4 separate regions of the Homo sapiens genome follow, and all the other regions are linked to region 1. A link is a contact called in ENCODE Hi-C or POLR2A ChIA-PET data. All regions are on one chromosome and are shown on one strand. Each heading gives the region's core, a stretch centred on a gene start or an enhancer-like site at or near the end of the contact. The rest is flanking DNA. Distances are from core to core; before and after follow the strand shown.

Region 1 (3,173 bases), core at 544-3,043:
AAAGTCAATTGTTACTATATTACCAGAAGAAAAATTTTGAAGTTAATATATGGAGATGGAAAAACAAAAATTCAAATGGTGCTAAAGGCCTACAAGTGAAAAGTTGTGTCCTTCTGCTCATTCCCTGCCCCTCAGTCCCCCTGTTTTCACCCCAGAGGAAACCACTGTTACCAGTTTCCTATGCATCCTTCCAGAAATTACCTATCATATACCGACACGTACACCTTCCCCAACAGCACACACAAATGGGGGAATACAGTACACACTTCACATATCTGGAAGATCGGCCCAGGTCAGTACAGATACCCCAGTCTCTTTTTGGCAGACCATAATTCATTTCATTTGCCTTGTAGTAATGGAAATGACAGTGATTTCCAGTTTGGGGCTATCACAGATGATGGCCAGGTATGGTGGCTCATGCCTATAATCCCAGCACTTTGGGAGGCTAAGGTAGGAGGATTGCTCGAGCCCAGGAGTTTGTGACCAGTCTGGGCAACATAGTAGGACACCATCTCTATAAAAAAAATTTAAAAATTAGCCAGGCTGGGTGGTATGCTCCTGTAGTCTCAGCTATTTGGGAGATTACTTACCCTAAAATAAGACATAAAACTTTATTTTAAAGCATTCCCATGAAATTTAACCTACAGATATGCTCTCATTCGAGCACTGAGATACTCACTGCATCATCATTTGGGTGTTTTGGGTTGGTTGGTTGGTTGGTTGTTTTTTGAGACAGGGTCTCCCTCTGTCACCAGGCTGGAGTGCAGTGGTGCAATTTTGGCTCACTGCAGCCTCTGCCTCCTGGCCTCAAACGATCCTCCCACCTCAGCCTCCCTAGGAGCTGGGACTACAGGCACGCACCACCAAACCCAGATAATTTTTTTATTTTTAGTAGATACAGGGTCTTGCCACATTACCCAGGCTGGTCTTGAATTCCTGGGCTCAAGCTATCCTCCTGCCTCAGCCTCCCAAAGTGCTGGGACTACAGGTGTGAGCCACTGCACGCAGCTCCCTTGCGAAGTCTAATTCCTAGTCATGGCTCAGCAGTGGCTCAAGGATGCCCACCTCTGTTTCTTTCCACCTTGCAACAGCCCCAGAAAAGCAACAAAAGGGACAATATCCTCCAATTACGAACTTCCTGAAGCTGGCTGAGGCAGAGGACCCCTTGAGTCCAGGAGTTTGAGACCAACCAGGGCAACATAGGGAGACCCTGTCCCCCACCTCAAAAAAACTAAGTCGACTTTTGAAATAGACCCAATTCTTTAAATAAGATCCCAGAATCTTCAGCTAGAAATAAGCTTAGAGATGATTTCCTGTTATTTTAAAAAGGAAGAAACTGAGGACCAGAGAGGGGAAGTGACTTGCTCTTGGCCACACAGCCAGTCCGTCCAGGTTTCTGCTTTCCAGACAAGACTCCTTCTTTATGGCTTCTCTCTCCATAGCTGCTGAGCTAATGGGCCTGTGTGGCTTGCCCAAATCTCTCTGGCTCTCACATCTCCCTGCCTGCTCAGTAGTCAGGAAGGAGAGACTGAAAGGAGGGTAAAGTGAGGCCCCACACCAGGTGAGAGGGTACCCTGAGAGTGGTTCTTGGGGAGGACACAGGAAGGCACTTAGCTAAAATGAAGGTTTGGGCTAAACACTGCATTTCACTTACTCAGAGACTTTGGACAGGTAGTGTTCCAAACCCCTCTAGAGTTCTTTCCTAGACCTGAGCTCACGTGTGTGACAGCTTGGCATGGTGAGCAGGAAGCCAGTGATAGCTGTGTTAACATTGCCTGAGCCCCAGAGAAACTATGTGTGAGCCTGGGCGGGGCAAGGGCTGGGAGTCCATGTTGCTTGAGCCAGCCTGCAGGGAGGCCCTCCAGGCTTTTTAGGAGTAGTAGAGGATGGGGAGGGGGCTTCCTTAGGAGGTGGTGGGGCCTCAGGGGTCCTGCATCCTGCCCACCTGCAGGGAGCTCCCCAATCCTGCCTGACATTGGAGCTCTGGGCAGCTCCTTTTCGGGCCCAGCTCATGTTCCTTTCTGGGGGACATGCCCTGGCTGGATGGTAACTGAAGACCCCCATCTCCTGTTAGAGATGGAAACTGACCGATAGCTTTTAGTGGGGCCCCTGCAGATGCATGTCAGGGCCCCTGCCTGGAAGCAAGAGGTGAATTCTGGGAAGGGATTTGCAGTTCCCTAAACTCACTTCTGTTTGCCTAGGGGCCCTCAGACCTGCTGTATGCCCTGCCTGAGATAGCTCAGCCTCCAGCCCCACCTCCTTTAGCTGGATAACTTATCTTCACAAACTCAGCCCAGTCATAACCTTCTCTGGGAGATCGTCCCTGAGCCTCTGACTCCCAAAACTCCCTGTACTTCCCCTTAGAATTTAGCCCCACATACTGAAATAGTTGATTTGCGTTTATGTGTGTGTGTGTGTGTGTGTGTGTGTGTGTGTGTGTAGTTAAGTTTTATAAATCTTCTATCTGTCTTTGTTGTTGTTTTAGAGACAGGGTCTTGCTCAGTCGCCCAGTCTGGAGTGCAGTGGTGTGATCTCGGCTCTCTGCAGCCTCGACCTCCCAGGCTCAAGTGATCTTCCCACCTCAGCTTCTGTAGCTAGGGCTACAGGCTCACACCACCATACCTGGTTCATTTTCTAATTTTTTGTAGAGTTGGAGGTCTCCCTATGTTGCTCAGGCTAGTATGGAACTCCTGGGCTCAAACAATCTGCCCGCCTCAGCCTCACAAAATGCTGGGATTACAGGTTTGAGCCACTGTGCCCAGACATCCCAGATGTGTTTGAAAAGAACATGTATTCTCCAGCTGTAGGGTGCAGTGTACTATGCAGGGCCCTCATATTAAGCTTCTAAATTCTATTGTTCAAATCTTTTCTTCTTTAAATTTTTTTTATTTTTTGAGACTGAGTCTCACTCTGTCACCCAGGCTGGAGTACAGTAGCACAATCTCAGCTCACTGCAACCTCCGCCTCCAGAGTTTAAGCGATTCTCTTGCCTCAGCCTCCTGAGTAGCTGGGATTATAGGTGCCTGCCACCACGACCGGCTACTTTTCATATTTTTAGTAGAGATGGGGTTTCTCCATGTTGGCCAGGCTGGTCTTGAACACCTGACCTCAGGTGATCCACCCGTCTCAGCCTCCCAAAGTGCTGGGATTATAGGCATGAGCCATCACGCCCG
Region 2 (3,191 bases), core at 52-2,551, 130 kb after region 1:
TATGGAAGCAACTTTCATACCTGGAATAAATCCTGCTTGTTTGTGGTATATAGTTCTTTTTAGATGTGGTTGGATTTGATTTGATCATATTTTGAGGATTTTTACATTTGTGTTCATGAGAAATATTAGTCTATAGTTTTCTTGATGTCTTTGTCTGTTTTTGGTATTAGGGTAATGCTGGTCTCATAGAATAAATTAGCAAGTATTCCCTCTGCTTATATCTTCTGGAAGAGATTGTAGAGAACTGATGTAATTTCTTCCTTAAATGTTTGGTAGAATTCACCAGTGAACTGCTTTGGGTCTGGTGCTTTCTGTTTTGGAAAGTTATTGTTGATTTGATTTCTCCTATAAATATAGGTCTCTTCAGATTATCTGATTCTTCTTGTGTGAGTTTTGACAGATTGTGTCTTCCAAGGAATTGGTCTATTTTGATAAAGTTGTCAAATTTGTGGGAACAAAGTTCATAGTATTGTTTTATTATCCTTTTAATGTCCAGGGGTTTATAGTGATGTCCTCTCTTTGATTTCTGATATTAGTAATTTGTGTTTTCTCTTTTTTTCTTTTTTTCTTGTCTTAAGACAGTAATTTAAAAAAATTACTGTCTTAACAATTCCCTTTTTTTTGGTGTATCATTTACTAAGTTAAATTATATAGGGTTTTTTGGGGTCTGTAATTGATGTACATTTGATTTTAAAAAGACACTGTCTTATATCAGGACAAAGCAGATTTACATACAACTATCAGCAGAAAAAATTTCTGTGTGATCTGAACAGAGGTACTCTTTTCTTTGATCATAAGAAAATGCAGTACTTTTAGAAGGTAAAGCTATTAAGATTACAGAAGTTTTACCAAAATGCTTTAAGCAAAAACTCTTTTAAGAAAAAGGTATGAGTTCTCATTTTCTATTCTTAGCATAAATTTTAATACTTTCTAATAGAACCTAACTCTTCTGAATGCCTTTCAGCATCATCCAAAGCTTGAACTTCTATTTCTGGATTAAAAATTCATTCACAAATGAGCTGTGCAATACGATCACTTTTTCTGACTTTAAACTTTTTTTTGCCAAAATTAAACAGTACAGCACCAACATTTCCTCAGTAATCTTCATCTATCAATAAAGTGTTTTGCAGCTAATCCAAACCATGGAGCTACTCTTCTGTAACATCCAGAAGGAAGAGCTATCTGAATGTCCATTTTCCCTAGAGCTTTCTCCATAGGTGGTATTGTATCATCATAGGCACCGTTGAGGTCATAGCCTGTGGCCTGTGTGGATCCCTGAGTCAGGGTTGTGGCCTGCTCAGAGAATGGGGCAAAACGGAGCTGCATGCTGCCTTCCTCTGCAAACCAGCCTGTTTGCTGGGGGTAACGGTGGGTGTCTCTTCAGAGCAGGGCATGGCAGAGTGAAAATGCGAGCAGAGGAGAGAGCAACAATTTTTAAGTGTCCATTTTAGTAGTGCAAACTATATTGACATTGTTGTACAACAGATCTCTAGAACTTTTTCATCTTGCAAAACTGAAACTGAAACTCATGTTCGAACAACTCTGCATTTCCCCCTGCCCAGTGGTAGAGGCTTGCTTATTTTATTGATATTTTCAAAGAAACAGCTTTTGATTTTCTTGATTTTTTTCCCTCTATTTCCTATTTTCAGTTTCATTTATTTCTGCTCTAATTTTTATAATTTTTTTCTGCTTGTTTCGGATTTAATTTGCTCTTCTTTTTCTACTTTCCTAAAGTGGAAGCGTATTCATTTTAGATTTTTTGTTTCTAATATATGCATTCATACTATAAATTTTCCTCTAAGCACTGCATTAGCTACATTGCATAGATTTTGATAGTTGTATTTTTATTTTCATTTAGTTCAATATATTTTAAAATTTCTGTTAAGATTTCTTCTTTGGACTGGGTGTGGTGCCTCACGCCTATAATCTCAGCACTTTGGGAGGCTAAAGTGGCGGATTACTTGAGCTCAGGAGTTTGAGACTAGCTTGGGCAACATGACAAAACCCCATCTCTACTAAAAATACAAAAATTAGCCGGGCATGGTGGCATGCACCTGTAATCCCAGCTATGTGGGAGGCTGAGGCATAAGAATCACTTGAACTCCAGAGGCAGAGGTTGCAGTGAGCCAAGATTGTGCCACTGCACTCCAGCCTGGGTGACAGAGTGAAACTCTGTCTTTAAAAAAAAAAAAAAAAAAAAAAATTCTTTGAACCATTATTGTTTAGAAGTGTGTTGTTTAATATCCAAGTATTTTGAGATATTTTCTAGCTACCATTCTGTTATTAGTTGTAGTTTAATTCTGTTGTGGTCTTAGAGCAGACGCCATATGATTGCTATTCTCTTAAGTTTGTTAGATTGTATTTTATGGCCCAGAATGTTGTCCACCTTGGTGAAATGTTACGTGCGAGCTTGAAAAGAATGTGCATTCTGTTTTTGTTGGATGAGGTAGTCTATAGATTGCAATAGACTGGCATTTTTATTGGACTGACAGTAGCCTGCGCCTTCTCCAGTGTATCTTTCAGATAGTTTCTACAGTGATCTTTCCAAACGAGATGTATACATGTCATTCCCTTACTGAAACTTCCCCAGTGGTTCCTCATTACTAAACAGCTAAAATGTACTTTTTTGCATGGGCGGAAATAGCCGTCATAATCCCGTCCCTTATCCAACTTTTTTTTTTAACTGTAGTTCAGCCCCTTTCGCCACCATTTTATGCTTTAAGCATATCAAATTAATTTAGTTGCCTAGGTCCACTATGGGTTTTTTCTGTTACTTTTGTTCATGTCGTATATGCCTATAATATTATTTATTTGGCAATTTACTGTTACTCATGTTTCACCTTAAAAGATGTCTCTTTCTTGTGATTTTTCATTATGGTAACTATAATAACTTTGCATTTCTTTGCTTGCAAGACTGTCTTGTCATTATATTTTAAGGTATTTTTTTCTGTATCCTGCCTTTAAATTTTGTGTTCTCAATACCTGGGTTATAGTAGGCAATCAGATTTTTTTTGAGTGAAAATATACATTCTGTTTTTAATTGAGGAAAAGTTTAAAGTGAAATGTTCAGATTCTGAGTTTGTAGTTCAGAGTTTTGACAACTGCATAAACTTGTATAATCCATAATCCATCAAGATACCAAATGTTTTAGTAATCCTGGGAAGTTTTTTTGTAATTCTTCCCAGTCAATT
Region 3 (2,880 bases), core at 172-2,671, 230 kb after region 1:
TTTCCTGCAGATGCCAAGCGGTGACTGCATAATGGATTCCAGTAACGTGACTGTGTCAGCCTGTCCGCCCATTCATCCTTTGTTCACAGATGGTTAATCTGTAACTTTTGGGGGGTCTTTTTTTCTGGCAGAGATGGGTTATTAAAAATTTCTTTGCTGGGAATGAAATTCTGACACATGCTACAACATGGATGAACCTTGAGGACATTATGCTGAGTGAAGTAAGCCAGACACAAAAGGACAAGTATTGTATGATTCTACTTACATGAAATACACAAAATAGGTAAATCCATAGAGACGGGAAGTAGATGAGGGGAGTTACCTCTGAGGGTAGACGAAACGGGGAGTTAGTACTTAGTGGGTACAGAGTGTCTATTGGGGACGATGAAAGTTTTGGAAATAGCGATGATGGTTGGACAATATTGTGTGTGATTAATACCACTGAACTGTACAGTTAAAATGGTAAAAATGGCAAATATGATGTTCTATATCTTCACACGCGTCTTTGCTGGAGCAGAAGCGAGAGGTTAGGTTCTGTCAGTGTTCCCATGGCTTAGCCTTCCCTTTTGTTTTTAGAAGAACAACCTCTATTTTTAGGGATTTTCACACAAAGGCTTGTGGGCGTGGGAAGTTCTCCCAGCTGCCCTCCTGTTTCTCAGAAGCCCACATGGAAGCCTCTCAAATTATTTAAGGTTTAGGAAATATGCCAGATTGGGAATGGAGATAATTTAATCTCTCTGTATGTTAATTTAGGGTTCTTTTTTTCTGCAACATGAGGCCCTGGAAACCTTACTTCACCCCTAGGAAAGGCAGTTCTGGGTCTTGGTGAAGGGGGTAAGGGTAATTCACCCCTACACAGCATGCCCAGAGCGCTTTCCTGGCAAAAGCAGTTCCACGCCCTCAGAGTCTGGGGTCACCTGATCACGCAGCCAGGCACACACGGAGACCCCCGGTACCGGGGTCTCGGTCAGCTTGTCCAGATTCTTCTCCACATCTGCCCAGGGGGCTGCGGGTTTCCCTGCACTCCGGGCTTATCCCGGGCTTTCTCAGTCCTGCGTGCAGTGCTCACAGCCACTCCTCAGAGCCGCACAGGGTAGGCTCCTGTCCCTAGTCCCCTGGTCCCGGGGCTGGGCATTTCCGCTGGTTGCACTGTCGAGGGGGGAGAGGCAGTGGCTGGTCACTTCGAGCCTGTGGGCTTGCGGCCCCTACTCCCTGTTTTCCCCCAGCCCTGCCCCTACCCAGGTGAATGTTCTTGTCCAGGTAGGCGCGAAGGCCCGACCCTTGCGGAGGGAAAGCCTCTGCAGCGCCTCCTCGCCACCTGGGCCCGAGACTCCCGGTGCTGGCGTGGCAGGGGTGCCCCCGCCGGGACGGGACAGCTGGGACCCGCGCAGCCGAGCCGGGGCAGCCACGTGGCGGCGGGGCGGGGACCGGGCGGGCCGGGCGCTGGGAGCTGGCTGTCCCAGGAGCAGGTGAGGGCGGAAGGGCTGTGGGGGGTGGAGAGGGTGGTCTCGGGACAGTTCCTCTCCCCGGCCCGCAGTTAGGAGCCAGGCCTGGGGTCACCTTTGCCCCCACCTCCCCGCCCAGGTGGATCCTCTCCTACCGCCGGTCACCCGCGCGCCGGCACACGGGCCTGGCCCCAGTACTTGGGGTGCGGGTCCGCGTCTGCGTGGGGTGCCAAGGGGCCCGGGTCCCAGCGTGGCCCAAACGTGAGGGTAGGGGCTCCGCGGAGGAGCCAGGTGAATGTGGGCGGAGGCCTGCGGGGCGGCCTGCGGAGGCCGCGGGGCGGCGGGAAGGGCGAGCGGAGGCCTGGGGTCCCTTGCTCTGTGCGGCGCGGGCAGCCGGGGACACCCGGGTGCTCTGGCTCCCTACCTGTCACCCGGCTTTTGGCAGGACTGCAGCCCACCAAGTCCCCCAGCCTTCCCAGCTTCCCACTGGGCTAACCCTCCTCTCCCAACCCCCCACTCAGTGCTCCGGGCGCCTTCCCTCCTCGCCAGCGCTGGCTGCTGTCCTTAGTCGCCTTCTTCCCAGGAAGATCAGCTCTAACCCTCCCCCTCGCTCTCTTCCTCCCCCTTCCTCCTTCTACCAAAGGGTCCTGAGCCCCGTCTACCTTGCAGCACTGTGCTGGGGAGAGGCGCCACACAGATCAAGGGGACAAACTCCCTCCTCCCCTCAAGGAAAGCCAGGTCCAGCGCGAAGGGGAGGGTGCCTGGGGGTGGGTTGAGGAGCTGCCCTAGTCCTGTCCAGCCTTTTCTCACTCACCCTCTTCAATCTCCTACCCTTCTCCGGCCCTGCTCCAGAAGGGCCCCAAAACAGCCTCCTCATGGCCCCTCTCCCCTCTGCTCAGGGCGCAGCTACATTCACTCACCACCTGCAGCCAGGTCTAGTGCGTCATGATGCCCTCCTCCTGGAGAGAGGGGTTCACGAGGCACTTGAGGGTGGGAGAGGAGTGTGACTCTGTGTCCTCAAGGGCTGGGCAGCAGGGCAGCTGGCTCTGACCCTCACGTATTTAAGGAGCTCAGGGAAGGAGAGAGCTGGGAGTGCCTGAGGTTCTAGGGCAGCAAGGTTTGAGCACAGGTGGGCACTGAAGGACCAGCGGGATCTACCTGGGTACCAAAAAGGTAACCCGGCCAAGTTTCCAGATGAGGTAGACAAGGTTTCTTCCTCAGCCAGGGCCTCGCCTGGTAGTTTGAACAATTCTAGTAGAGAGAAAGGATGGACAACAAGGGGAGAGGAGAGGAGAAGCCAGCCTGACCAAGGATGCTGTTACCTTCCAGAGCAGTCTCCCTGTCCAGATCACCAGGATCCCTGCTTGCTGGAGAATGACCCAGATGTCCCAGGTGCAGGAGCTCTTCCATGAGGCAGCCCAGCAGGTAGGCTCAG
Region 4 (2,922 bases), core at 196-2,695, 160 kb after region 1:
TCTTGTTTTAAATTTACTAAACAGATAAGAAAAAAAATGTAGTGTGTTGAGAATTAGAGTATTACTAATTTCTCCACTTGCTAAAACCTGATTGCTTGGTCTATGTAATATACCATATTTCTCCTGAAGTAGCAATGACAAGGGGCAAGATAAAGCATCTGAAGATGTCTAGCAGGCATCTTAGAATTCAAAATTTTAAACATAAAATTCTTCAGTTGTAATGGTGTCCATATGTTGGGGAAAAAAGAAAAGCAAAGATGTTTTATGGAACCAGTTGCAGGTAAGACTGCTAATCTCTAAGGCAAACACACTCAGCTGGTAGATCACATTCTACTAAAAGATCTTGAAAAGGTGTGAGCAAGAAAAGAAGGCAAGTCTATACCGGGGAAGAAAATTTTGCCTGCGTTAGTGTGCTATTTGTGTTCTGCTAAGGGATTTTATTCTTTGCCTACCCGCTTCTCTCACTACTCAGTTATCTGAAGACTAAAAAATTGAAAAGTAAAGTATTGCTTTTAGCAACAAATTTAAAAAACAAGAAAGTGGTAAGCTAGGAGGAGTAATTGTTATGGACAGCAGGCAGCCAGGTCCTTTGACAGGTATAGAGTCTCCACTATGCTCCAGATACCATTTTGAACACTGAGATTATAAGGGTGAATAAAAATCAGTTGGATATATTTAAAACAGGTTACAAATTGGAAGGGCCATTGATGCTCATCTGAGTCAAGATGAGTTTACTCTATGTCCTTTATTACTCTGGCCTAAAAAGAAAGTAAGGAAAATATAAAATGTCCAAGAATTTGGTGTTTCTGTCTTTGAACTTAAAAAAAGCTAGATTTTCCTGTGTGTTTATCCACAAGGCAGTGGTAGCTGTTTCATCCATAAAATTCACCTTGAATTAAGGCTTGAATCTACAATGAAAGGCAGCAGTACCTCCAGTGCCAGAAAACAATGACCTAGAACTCCTTAACTCTTCATAAAAGGGCTTTGTACAGTCAAGGATTACATCCGTTTCACATTAAGCAACTTGGGCCAGATTTGTTCTTTACAAAGCCTTTCCTTGCAGTTGCTATGCCACAGAAAGCTATTGAAGTGCCATGTTTTTTGGCAGTTGGATTTTCTTATTTGTTATCAACATACATGAAAAAAAATACCTGGTGCTGTCTTGTTTTTAGTTCCATTTTATATAAGTATTTAACATCTTTTTGTTTGTTTTATGTATAAAATATTTTGAGTCATATTTTAAAAGATTTTGTGTGTTTTCCTTTTGCACAGTGTTAACTTGCTTATTATTATGTGACTTGGAGGGGTTGAAAAAATTCAAAACTGACTGGCCCAGAGATGAAGCTTTCCACTTTCTTTGACTCTCCTCAGGAAGCTGTGACACCCACTTCCATTCTCCTGCCAAATGTTTCCCTTCCATGACTTTGGTGCATAGACTTTGAAGCATTGTTGACCACATTGGCTGTTTGCCCAGAATCCAAATGCCCTGTATAATTTGCATAATAATTACCACTGATCTGCATATAGTATAGGCTGAACTGTCTTCTTGAATTTAAAGTAAAAATGTTTTAAGGATTAAAGCTTTTTTCCCTTACGTACTGCCCTTTTCTAGGTTTGAGAAGGGGTCATAGCTGTGTGTTTGCAGGCCCTAATCAGTTTCCACAGTTCTTTATATTTATTTCCCAGATTTCTCTACCTTTGTTGGACAGTTTCTTAGCTCCCATTCTGTATGCCCACACCTACAGCATTGTTTCCCTCTCACTGGCCATACCCCTCCTGATCAGATCTTCTAGTTTTCTTTGCTGTTTCAGCATAATGTTGTGCCTTTTTTTTTTTTTTTTTGCTTTCGTCAATAATGAAAAAGGAATCATTATTTTCACTCTTCCACATGTCTGATGAAAGGCAATTTTTTTTTTTTTTTGAGATGGGTTTTACTGTATTGCCCAGGCTGGAGTGCAGTGGCATGATGATGGCTCATTGCAGCCTTGACCTCCTGGCCCAAGTGATCCTCCCATCCTCAGCCTCCCAAGTAGCTGAGAGTACAGGTGTGTGCCACCACACCTGGCTAATTTTTGTATTTTAGTGGAGACGGGGTTTCCTCATTTTGCCCAGGCTGGTCTCGAACTCCTGAACTGAAGTGAGCCACCCACCTCAGCCACCCAAAGTGCTGGGATTACAGGCTTGAGCCACCATGCCTGGCCAAAAGGCAGCTTAATGTTGCACATTGAACAAGTTGTTGATAAATTGGAATACATGCAGCCTAAGGTGAGTTTCTCTGTGGTACCATCCAAACCAGGCTTGCAATACTCTTAATCTCAATAAGCCCAGAAAGACAAGGTTGCTTTGTCTCTTGTCTTCCTTCTTTTTACCCACTTCTATTTTTTAAAAAACTGAATTTATAAGTGCTGAATAATTTTCTTATTCAGTACTTATGCCCCAGATGGACCCCATACCCACTTCTAATTTATTTATTTGACAAATATTCTTAGGAATATGTTTAATAATAATTTAGTAGTTCTAGAATAACCTTAGTGATCCTAGACTGAAACAGACCATAAATTCTACCATATTGTAACTTGAAAAGTTAGTGTTCTCTTTTTTTTTTAGTAATAGGTAACCACTTACATGGTTCAAAAAAATGTGTTAAGTGGACAGTGTAAAACCTCCCTCCCATTTTATCTCTTGTCTGCCCAGTTCCCCAGCCATCACAATCAAGGTTATATACTTCTGTATATATATCCTTCTCAAGTAGTTTTTATGCCTATGCAAATATATATTCCTATATGTACCTTTTATATACAAAAGTTAGCAAAACTATACACTGGGTTCTAAACTTTGCCTTTTTTTTTTTTAACTTAACAAATCCTGACACGCTTTTCATATAAGTATATAGAGAGCTTTGTCATTTTATTTCACAACCAC

The links. Hi-C counts contacts between places; a loop is a spot of excess contacts on that map. ChIA-PET counts read pairs that join two places held with the same protein, here RNA polymerase II (POLR2A). Pooled maps may share reads with other maps.
Region 2: a loop to region 1 is called in a pooled map, with 2.0 times the contacts of the local background. The contact joins two enhancer-like sites. A Hi-C loop is called at or near these places in 6 of 50 pooled maps. POLR2A ChIA-PET finds 5 or more read pairs at or near these places in 2 of 52 experiments (MCF 10A and RWPE1).
Region 3: a loop to region 1 is called in a map of endothelial cell of umbilical vein, with 3 times the contacts of the local background. The contact joins the promoter of SLC12A8 here to the enhancer-like site in region 1. A Hi-C loop is called at or near these places in 8 of 168 maps with a recorded cell type or tissue (Caco-2, GM13976, MCF 10A and 5 more), 29 of 37 single-sample maps with no recorded cell type and 14 of 50 pooled maps. POLR2A ChIA-PET finds 5 or more read pairs at or near these places in 3 of 52 experiments (A673, activated CD4-positive, alpha-beta T cell and activated T-cell).
Region 4: a map of PC-9 shows a loop between it and region 1 (2.6-fold over the local background). The contact joins two enhancer-like sites. A Hi-C loop is called at or near these places in 2 of 168 maps with a recorded cell type or tissue (GM12878 and PC-9), 2 of 37 single-sample maps with no recorded cell type and 2 of 50 pooled maps. POLR2A ChIA-PET finds 5 or more read pairs at or near these places in 2 of 52 experiments (PC-9 and activated T-cell).

The regions. Positions count from the first base shown.
Region 1 is chr3:125,439,396-125,442,568 of GRCh38, reverse strand. No RefSeq gene overlaps it. Among named protein-coding and RNA genes, the nearest start is that of ZNF148, 66 kb to the right of the region's middle. Within about 2 kb of position 1,793, at least 3 of the 41 ENCODE cell types and tissues checked have a DNase peak (open chromatin) inside an H3K27ac peak, as active enhancers do.
Region 2 is chr3:125,309,086-125,312,276 of GRCh38, reverse strand. The region is part of intron 4 of ZNF148 (zinc finger protein 148); the gene reads left to right. It also overlaps the pseudogene DUTP1. Among named protein-coding and RNA genes, the nearest start is that of ZNF148, 65 kb to the left of the region's middle. Within about 2 kb of position 1,301, at least 7 of the 41 ENCODE cell types and tissues checked have a DNase peak (open chromatin) inside an H3K27ac peak, as active enhancers do.
Region 3 is chr3:125,211,289-125,214,168 of GRCh38, reverse strand. SLC12A8 (solute carrier family 12 member 8) reads left to right here and starts at 1,421. Exons shown (of 14, transcript NM_024628.6): 1 at 1,421-1,469; 2 at 2,775-2,870. The coding sequence starts at 2,820. RefSeq lists silencers at 1,340-1,489, 1,530-1,749, 1,760-1,809 and an enhancer at 1,701-2,300.
Region 4 is chr3:125,279,679-125,282,600 of GRCh38, reverse strand. The region is part of intron 5 of ZNF148 (zinc finger protein 148); the gene reads left to right. Among named protein-coding and RNA genes, the nearest start is that of SLC12A8, 68 kb to the right of the region's middle. Within about 2 kb of position 1,445, at least 2 of the 41 ENCODE cell types and tissues checked have a DNase peak (open chromatin) inside an H3K27ac peak, as active enhancers do.